2 separate regions of the Homo sapiens genome follow, and region 2 is linked to region 1. Evidence: chromatin loops called from intact Hi-C (ENCODE). Cell type or tissue: chondrocyte. All regions are shown on one strand. Each heading gives the region's core, and the rest is flanking DNA. Links, peaks and the distances in the headings are about the cores only. Region 1 overlaps LOC107986543 (a long non-coding RNA gene). Region 2 has its middle 160 kb from the start of MANEA.

Region 1 (4,407 bases), core at 135-4,134:
GTATGTGATTGAGAAGCTTTAAAATAACGTAATTTAAAACACAAAATGGAACAGTAATTTTCATATTCGTTACAGCTTCATGTTAATACAATTCTACCCTAGATTTCTGGATCTAGAATGCTCAACGTTTGATTCTATGGGCATAATCTCAAATCACCAAAGCCTTGGATACTTTCCTATTTTATATTATTTCAGCTTTTTTTTAAATTCAATAATGTGATTATTGAACCAACTAGGAGAAAAGCACAAATAAACCATCTTTTAAAACAAAATTCTGTAAGTCTGTAAAATCCACCATGCTATACGTCAGCTTTCAGAAGCCATCAAGTACGCTAAAATCAGATTGTTTTGATCTAAGCTACAGTATTTCTACCCTTAAGAAATACAGGAATCTACTTTTCTGCCAAGTAGTGAATCTCCTTTTCTGCCAAAGAGTGATCTCCCTCCCATCTCACGTAGCAGTCGCGGAACTAAGTGTCACGTTAATGTGGGAGTGTGCACCTTCTCTTGGAAACAGTAAAAGTTACAGAGTTTTCCTGAGCACAGGTGGGGCAGTAGTAAGAACAAGCAGAAAGTGAGGAAATTTGGAAGGCTCATGAGACTCAATGATAAATGCATAAAATTACTTTGTAAATTGTAAATTATTATTGCCATATTAAATTTTCCATTTTCTTATTGCTATTGCTATTACTACTATCACGGCTACTACAGTTAATATTGAGGTTCCATAGACCGTGAATCTGAAAAGTCCTATTTGTTCATGAGAAAAGGTGTAGTACTGTGTCCGGAATTGGTGGGTTCTTGGTATCACTGAGTTAAAGAAGGAAGCCGCAGACCCTCCAGGAGAGTGTTAACAGTTCTTAAAGGCGGCACGTCCCGAGTTTGTTCCTTCTGATGTTCGGATGTGTTCGAAGTTTCTTCCTTCTGATGGGTTCTTGGTCTGGCTAGCTCAGGAGTGAAGCTGCAGACCTTCGTGGTGAGTGTTACAGCTCATAAAGGCAGTGCGGACCCAAAGAGTGAGCAGCAGCAAGATTTATTACAAACAGCGAAAGAACAAAGCTTCCACACTGCGGAAGGGGATCCCAGTGAGTTGCCACTGCTGGCTCCTGCAGCCTGCTTTTATTCCCTTATCTGTCCCCACCCACACCCTCCTGATCGGCCCATTTTACAGAGAGCTGATTGGTCTGTTTTACAGAGAGCTGATTGGTCCATTTTGACAGGGTGCTGATTGGTGCCTTTACAATCCCTGAGCTAGACACAAAAGTTCTCCAAGTCCCCACTAAGATTAGCTAGACACAGAGCACTGATTGGTGCATTTACAAACCTTGAGCTAGACACAGCATGCTGATTGGTGTATTTATAAACCTTGAGCTAGACACAGAGTGCTGACTGGTGTATTTACAATCCCTTAGCTAGACATAAAGGTTCTCCAAGTCCCCACCTTATTAGCCAGATACAGAGTGCTGATTGGTGCATTCACAAACCTTGAGCTAGACACAGAGTGCTGATTGGTGCATTTACAAACCTTGAGGCAGACACAGAGTGCTGAGTGGTGTATCTACAATCCCTTAGCTAGACATAAAAGTTCTCCAAGTCCCCACTAGACTCAGGAGCCCAGCTGGCTTCACCTAGTGGATCCTGCACCATGGCCCAGGCGGAGCTGCCCACCAGTCCCGTGCCCTGAGCCCACACTCCTCAGCCCTTGGGCCGTCGATGGGACCGGGCACCGTGGAGCAGGGGGTGGCGCTAGTCGGGGAGGCTCCGGCCGAGCAGGAGCCCATGGGGTCGGGGAGGAGTCTCAGGTATGGCAGGCTGCAGGTCCAGAGCCCAGCCCCACAGGGAGGCAGCTGAGGCCCCACGAGAATTCCAGCACAGTACCGGCAGGCAGGCACTGCTGGGGAACCCAGTGCACCCTCCACAGCTGCTGGTCTGGGTGCTAAGCTCCTCACTGCCCAGGGCTGGGGGCGTTGGATGGCTGCTCTGAGTGCCCGCTGCTGAGCCCACGCCCACTCGGAACTCGGCGCTGGCCCGCAAGCACCGTGCGCAGCCCTGGTTCCCGCCCGCGCCTCTCTGTCCACACCTCCCCACAAGCTGAGGGAGCCGGCTCCGGCCTCGGCCAGCCCAGAGAGGGGCTCCCACAGTGCAGCGGCCGGCTGTTAAGGGCTCCTCAAGCACAGCCAGAGTGGGCGCCAAGTCCAAGAAGGTGCCAAGAGCAAGCGAGGGCCGCCAGCACATTGTCACCTCTCAGTACCATGGATTGATAATAGGTTTCATGTCAAAGAGATTAATGTTTGAATTTAGGCTCTGCATTCAATATCTATGTAACTTGAGGCAAATTATTTAATTATCTGAGCCTCAGGTTTCTCATCTGTAAAGTGTGAATAAAAATTGTATCTGAGTAATTCCATTTCTGGGCATGATGGAATTACTGGTACCAAATTATTCTTCCTACAAACAACAACAACAAAAACAACAAAAACCCCCAAAAAGCTAGATAAATGGAAAACATTTATGAAGCAACTGTGTTCAGATGTTAGACAATAGATTGAGGTGGAATATTTGCCCATAAAGAAAGTAGCAAATATACGTATAATTGTGCCGGCTTTCTGCCTGGATGCACATTGCTGAGTAGAAAATAAGGAGAAGAAACACATATAAGGATGGCATTCTTGCTCAGTTAGTGACTCAGCAATCAGAGATCAGGGAAGCTAAGGTAGCTGAAGTGTACAGGGCAGAATTGAAGGGGTCAAACACAGAGAGAGACCACCAGAATTTGCGGAGAGGATTATCACTGAGCATTTAACCATAAAGCTGTCACATGTGATAAGACTCTAAGAGGCCTTGAAAACAATTATCATGGAGGTAGGAAAGCTTCCTTGAAATATTAACAAAAATTCTCACAGCTTAAAGGAGGGTGAGGCTCAGGCTTCTAATACTAGCAACTGAAAAGGCTGAAGTAGGACTACTTGAGGCCAGGGATTTTAGACCAGTCAAAGCAATATGGAAAGACCTCTTCTCTACAAAAAATTAAAAGATTAGCCAAGTGTGAGGGTTTGCACCTGTATTCCCAGCTACTTGGGAGAGTGAGGTGGGAGGATCACTCTTGAACCAGGAGGATCTCTGGGGCATTTTTGATAATGGAGTCTTTACTAAATTCATTCTTTCAGTTACTACATTCTCGAGTGTTTCCCAGGTCTAAAATAATTCAAAGTGGAAATAAGAATAAAGGAACTATAGACAACAGCTTTACAAATCTTATAATCTGGGAAGAGATAAATGAGAAACACAATTTCTATTTGTTCACATAACAGGATTTTATGAGATCCAAAAGACATAGAAAATTATAAAACAAGTGAAGGTATGCTAATTTTTTGAGAAAAATTAAGCAAACTGAAATTGGAATAAATCAGTGCAGATTTCTTACTGAGTTTAACAGTTGAGTAAGACTCTGAAAAATGAAGATGATTTCAAATGGCTGCATTCTCGATAGCAGGAACAGCAGTGAGAAGAAGGGAATGGTTGGAGAGTAGTTTTATTGAAAAAACAGTAAACAAGTTTAGAGGAAGCACTGGATAAGGCTAGGCTAGTAGGAGTAAATTGGGTTGTGAAGAAAGGTTAAGGCCAAAGAGTGACAAATCTCGACTAGCATGCTGAATCTGTATCTATCCTATCAATGACGATGAAGGGACATAACGAAATCAGTACTTTAGGGGATGAATCTGGGAGCCATACCAATAGAAACTTGGTATCTAAAGGAAATGGTGGATATTATAGTAAATCAAGTGAGAGACAAACACTATTGGTCATCCGTCTATCCATTCATTCACTTACACAACATTTATTATCTTCTTTATGTCATGCATAATGGCCAGCATTAGGAGATATGCAATTAAAAAAAGCAACTAAAAATGGAACTTTGGCTTTCCCAAATTTACTTTCTGCCAGGAAATAATGACATTAACCAAATAATTGCAAGTATGATGAGTTTCATAAATTAAAGAAACAAAGGATTCTCTGGAAGTCACAATCAGTGAAAGAGATTATGATCCTTATATTCTCCACTTCTCACCATGAATGGGCCTTCTGCTAGACCCCAAAAAAGATAAACAGAAGAAAGAGAAAAGAGAAATCATTCTTTAGTACTAGCTGGAATTTGGCCGCAATCTCCCATATAAGACTATTTTATACTAGATAGACTTTATGCAACCTAGACCATATCCCTTCTCTTCATGAACTCCCTCTTGTTCATTTCTATTTTGCTTTTTATTTTTTTTTTGTTTTGTTTTGTTTTTCTTTTTTGTTTTTCTTTTTTTTTTTTTTATTATACTTTAAGTTTCAGGGTACATGTGCACATTGTGCAGGTTAGTTACATATGTATACATGTGCCATGCTGGTGCGCTGCACCCA
Region 2 (4,407 bases), core at 332-4,331, 71 kb before region 1:
TTTAAGGTGTCAAGTTCAAATTTTTAAAGCTACTTTAAAATTTTCTTTAAAACCCTATATATTCATTTTGATAAGTAACTTATTTTCAAGTATTACCTCTCGTATGCTAAAAAATTTCAACCTTGAGGATGAACACTAAAAATTTAAGCAACTCCTCACTAAAAGTAGCAATTTAGTGTCATGTAGGTCCATTTTACCCCTTTATCTATTTAGAGGAAAAAAATAAGAGGAGTAAAATGCATAGGCTCCCTAGCAGTTCAAGCTCTAGGATATTCAATTACTTGGTGGCAGCTGATCATTAGATTAGATACATCCCAGCACATCACAGAGGGTGAAAAGCTTCCTCCAGAGACAAAGATGCTTTAAAGCAATTTCACATCTAATTATGTTTCCTGTAAGATTTTGTTTGTGTCTAATTTAAAATAGGATGTAATCTGCTAGAGAGAGAAAAAAAATCAAAAGATTAACATCACCTTATTATCTTGTATGAAATAGGCCTGGTCTCAGACTGATGTGAAGAAAACTATTTATAGAAAATTTTTGCTCTCTGTTATTTAAAAGAGAGGTTGCTGCTGGATAGATTATATGAGCAGATGTATTAATTTAGCATAATGTACCAGCATACCACCATAACCCCAGCAGCTAATGTCTGTAATAAAAATGTTTGCTTTATATACTGTTATACACCTAAAGAACATTCTAGTGTATGTTGTCTTGGACCATGACCTTCATAAATTCTTTATAATAAGTGGATGTAAGAGCCTGCAACATATGTGGGCCAAGTTCAATTGAATTATGATTCAAAAAGATGTTTTCATTATTTTCTTCATACTCAGCATTAGAAAGTATTATAGTAAACTTGAAAATGCATTTTTTCACACAAGTGAATCTAATTCAGGTTGTGTCCTTGTTCAGAGTTAGTTCTAGGCATTTGTAAATTTGAAAAAAGTATATTCTATTTTTGTGCCTATTAATTATTGGTTTATGTTGCAAAGGGTTTGAAAACAAGCATTGTTTCCTGTACTTATTGTTTATGCTTGTACTTTTAAATAGAAAAATGGCTTATTACCCAGAAAAACTATTCAAAAATTAGAAAAGTAGACAAGTGAACTTTTGGTACCCAATAATATACAATACTTATTTGAGACTTATTTCCCTTTGTCCTTTTAACATGTAGTCATTAAAAAAGTTTCTCTTTCCTTTGATAATAATCTATCTTTAACTGGCCTCATAGTTTTAAAACTCACTTTTAGATAATTAAAAGTTCTCTAGTCATTTTTTTTTATTTTTAATTTTTGTGGGTACATAGTAGGTGTATATGTTTATGGGGTATATGAGATATTTTTATACAGGCATATAAAGTGTAATAACCACATCAGGGTAAATGTGGTATCCATCACCTCAACCATTTATCCTTGTATTGTGTTAAAAACAACCCAATTCTACCCTTTTAGTTATCTTAAAATGTACAGTTAAATTACTATTGACCATAGTCACCCTGTTGTGCTATCAAATAATATATCTTATTCATTCTTTGCAACTATTTTTGTACCTATTAAGCATCCCCACTCACCCCGTACACTCCACCTCACCGTGCCACTACCCTTCCTAGTCTCTGGTAACCATCATTTTATTCTTTGCCTCTATGAATTCAATTGTTTTAATTTTTGGCTCTCACAAATAAGTAAGAACATGTGAAACTTATCTCTTTCTATGCATGGCTTATTTCACTTAACATAATGACCTCCAGTTCCATCCATGTTATTGCAAATGACAGGATCTCATTCTTTTTTTATAGCTGGCTAATACTGTATTGTGTATAGGTACCACATTTTCTTTCTCCATTTATCTGTTGATGGACACTTAGGTTGTTTCCAAATCTTGGCTATTGTGAATAGTGCTGCAATATACATGGGAGTGCAGATATCCTTTAGATATACTGATTCCCTTTCTTTTGGGTATAATCTAGCAGTGGGATTGGATCACATGGGAGCTCTATTTTTAGTTTTCTGAGAAATCTCCAAACTGTTCTCCATAGTGGTTGTACTAATTTCCATTCCCACTAACAGTATATGACATGGTTTGGCTCAGTGGCTCCACCCAAATCTTATCTTGAATTGTAATCCCGATTATCCCCACGTGTCTAGGGACAGAGCTGGTGAGAGGTGATTGGATCATGGGGGCGGTTTCCCCCATGCTGTTCCCATGATAGTGAGTCAGTTGTCATGAGATCTGATGGTTTTATATGGGGCTCTTCCCCCTTCGCTCCTCATTCTGCTCCCTCTCCTGCCTCAATGTGAGAAGGTCCCAGCTTGCTTCCCCTTTGCCTTTCACCATGATTGTAAGTTTCCAGAGGCCTCCCCAGCCATTTGGAACTGTGAGTCAATTAAACCTTTTTTCTTTATAAATTACTCAGTGTCTGGTATTTCTTTATAGTAGTGTGAAAATGGACTAATATAGTATAAAGGGTTTCCTTTTCTCCATTTCCTTGCCAGCATTTATCGTTGATGGATAAACTTGTTTTAGCTGGAGTGAAATGGTGTCTCATTGTAGTTTTGATTCAAATTTCTCTGATCATCAAAGATTTTTGAACACATTTTTATATGCCTGTTTGCCATTTGTATGTATTCTTTTGAAATAAGTCTAATCAGATCTTTTGCCCATTTTTAATTGTATTATGAGATTTTTTTTCCTATACAGTTGTTTGAGGTCGTTATATATTCTTTTATTATTATTATATATTCTGGTTATTAATCCCTTTTCAGATGGATAGTTTGTGAATATTTTCTCCCATTCTATATATTAAATTTTTAATATCTCAAGTCATTAAAACAAGCAATTCTCCACACTAATAAAAATGTTTGCAATAGTCAATTTATTGGTGCATTAAAAATACATCAAAAATTTCTGTTGCTTCCACAGCAAAGATTTGTTTCTTGCTCTCAAGTCTGTGGAGCAACTACAGTTCTCCTGAATTCTCCTGGGCTCAGCTGGTCTAAGCTGGATATGAGGCTTTGATTCAGTTGAAGTCTTTCTCACTTGTCTCTATCATTCTTCAGTCAGTTAGTACCCAGGACATTTGCTTCTCAAGGTAATAGCGTAAGTGCAAGACATAGAAACAAACATGCAAACATATAATTTAAAGCCCCTGATTTTATTACACTCACTATTATTACATCAGCCTCAGAAACTGACATGGCTAGATTCAGAATTAGTGAGGTGAAAAATTATTACCACAGTGAAATGAGGGAGAAGATAAAGGCAGAGTGGGAAAAAAAAGTTGTTGGAAGACAATACAACCTATCACAACATCAAATCTGATGTAAGGGCAAAATTTCTCCCTTTCTCCAGTCACTGCGCATAGTAAGTAAACTTGCAGTTTGCAGTGGAGATGGTTGGTATGGTCATTCTATTCTCATCTCTTCCACCCTGCCTCAATAACCATAATAACTCACTCGTAAGTAGAAGTAGAGATGTGACAGGAAGGAAGACATTTAAGGGAAGAGGTCAGTTAAATTTCTTGTATGAATGTTCATTGTCATAAGATGACTTTCCACTGCATGTGCCTGGCTGATGCTTAGAGATAATGTCCTGGGGTCTGTTTTTGGTATTAAACGCATTCTTCTGATTGTGCTAAAACTTTCAGACATAAACAGTACTTTTTTATTCCCATTTTAAAACATTGTGGTAAAATATACATAACATAAAGTGTACCATCTTAACCATTTTAAGTGTACAGTTCAATGGTATTAAATACACTCATAATATTGTGGAACCATCACATTTATCTATCTCCATAACTCTTTCATCTTGTAAAACTAAAACTCTATACCCATTACATAATAATCCTTTATTCCCTCATCCTCACAGCCCTTGGCAAAGGCCATTCTACTTTCTGTCTCTGTGATCTTAACTACTCATATATGTGAAATTATACAGTATTTGTCTTGTTGTGACTGGCTTATTTCACCTAGCATAATGTATTTGAGGCTCCATGTCAGGATACCATACTGTTTTTTTGCAGTGGCTGTATCATTTTACATTCCCACCAAAAGTGCACAAGAGTTCTAGTCCCTCCAAATTCTAGCCAACACTTGTTATTTTTTTTTTTTTGATGCTAGACAGCCTAATAAATGTAAGGCAAATGCAAACAAAAGCATTTGATTTTTGTGTGTTGATGTTGTATCCTGATATGTTGCTGAATTCATTTGTTAGTTCTAACAGTTTGTTGTTGTTGTAGAATCGTTAAGGTTTTCTACATCTAAGACCATATCATCTGCAAATAGATAATTTTCTTACTTTCCAATTTTGGTCTTTATATTTCTTTATTTTACCTAATTGTTCTGGCTAGCACTTTGAATACTATGTTGAATAGCAGTGCCACAAATAGACATTCTTGCTTTGTTC

What was found. Hi-C counts contacts between places; a loop is a spot of excess contacts. Peaks named below come from ENCODE experiments on the same cell type or tissue, not always from the same donor. Only the 100,000 strongest peaks of a DNase experiment are listed, where the experiment ranks them.
Region 2: it touches region 1 in a loop (5-fold over the local background); 1 of 110 quality-filtered maps calls a loop at or near these places.

Annotation. Positions count from the first base shown.
Region 1 is chr6:95,667,708-95,672,114 of GRCh38, reverse strand. The region is part of intron 2 of LOC107986543 (a long non-coding RNA gene); the gene reads right to left. Among named protein-coding and RNA genes, the nearest start is that of MANEA, 92 kb to the right of the region's middle. In chondrocyte, for the core only: no CTCF peak of the experiment used is centred there; a DNase peak (open chromatin) is centred at 1,844.
Region 2 is chr6:95,738,989-95,743,395 of GRCh38, reverse strand. No RefSeq gene overlaps it. Among named protein-coding and RNA genes, the nearest start is that of MANEA, 160 kb to the right of the region's middle. In chondrocyte, for the core only: no CTCF peak of the experiment used is centred there; no DNase peak of the experiment used is centred there.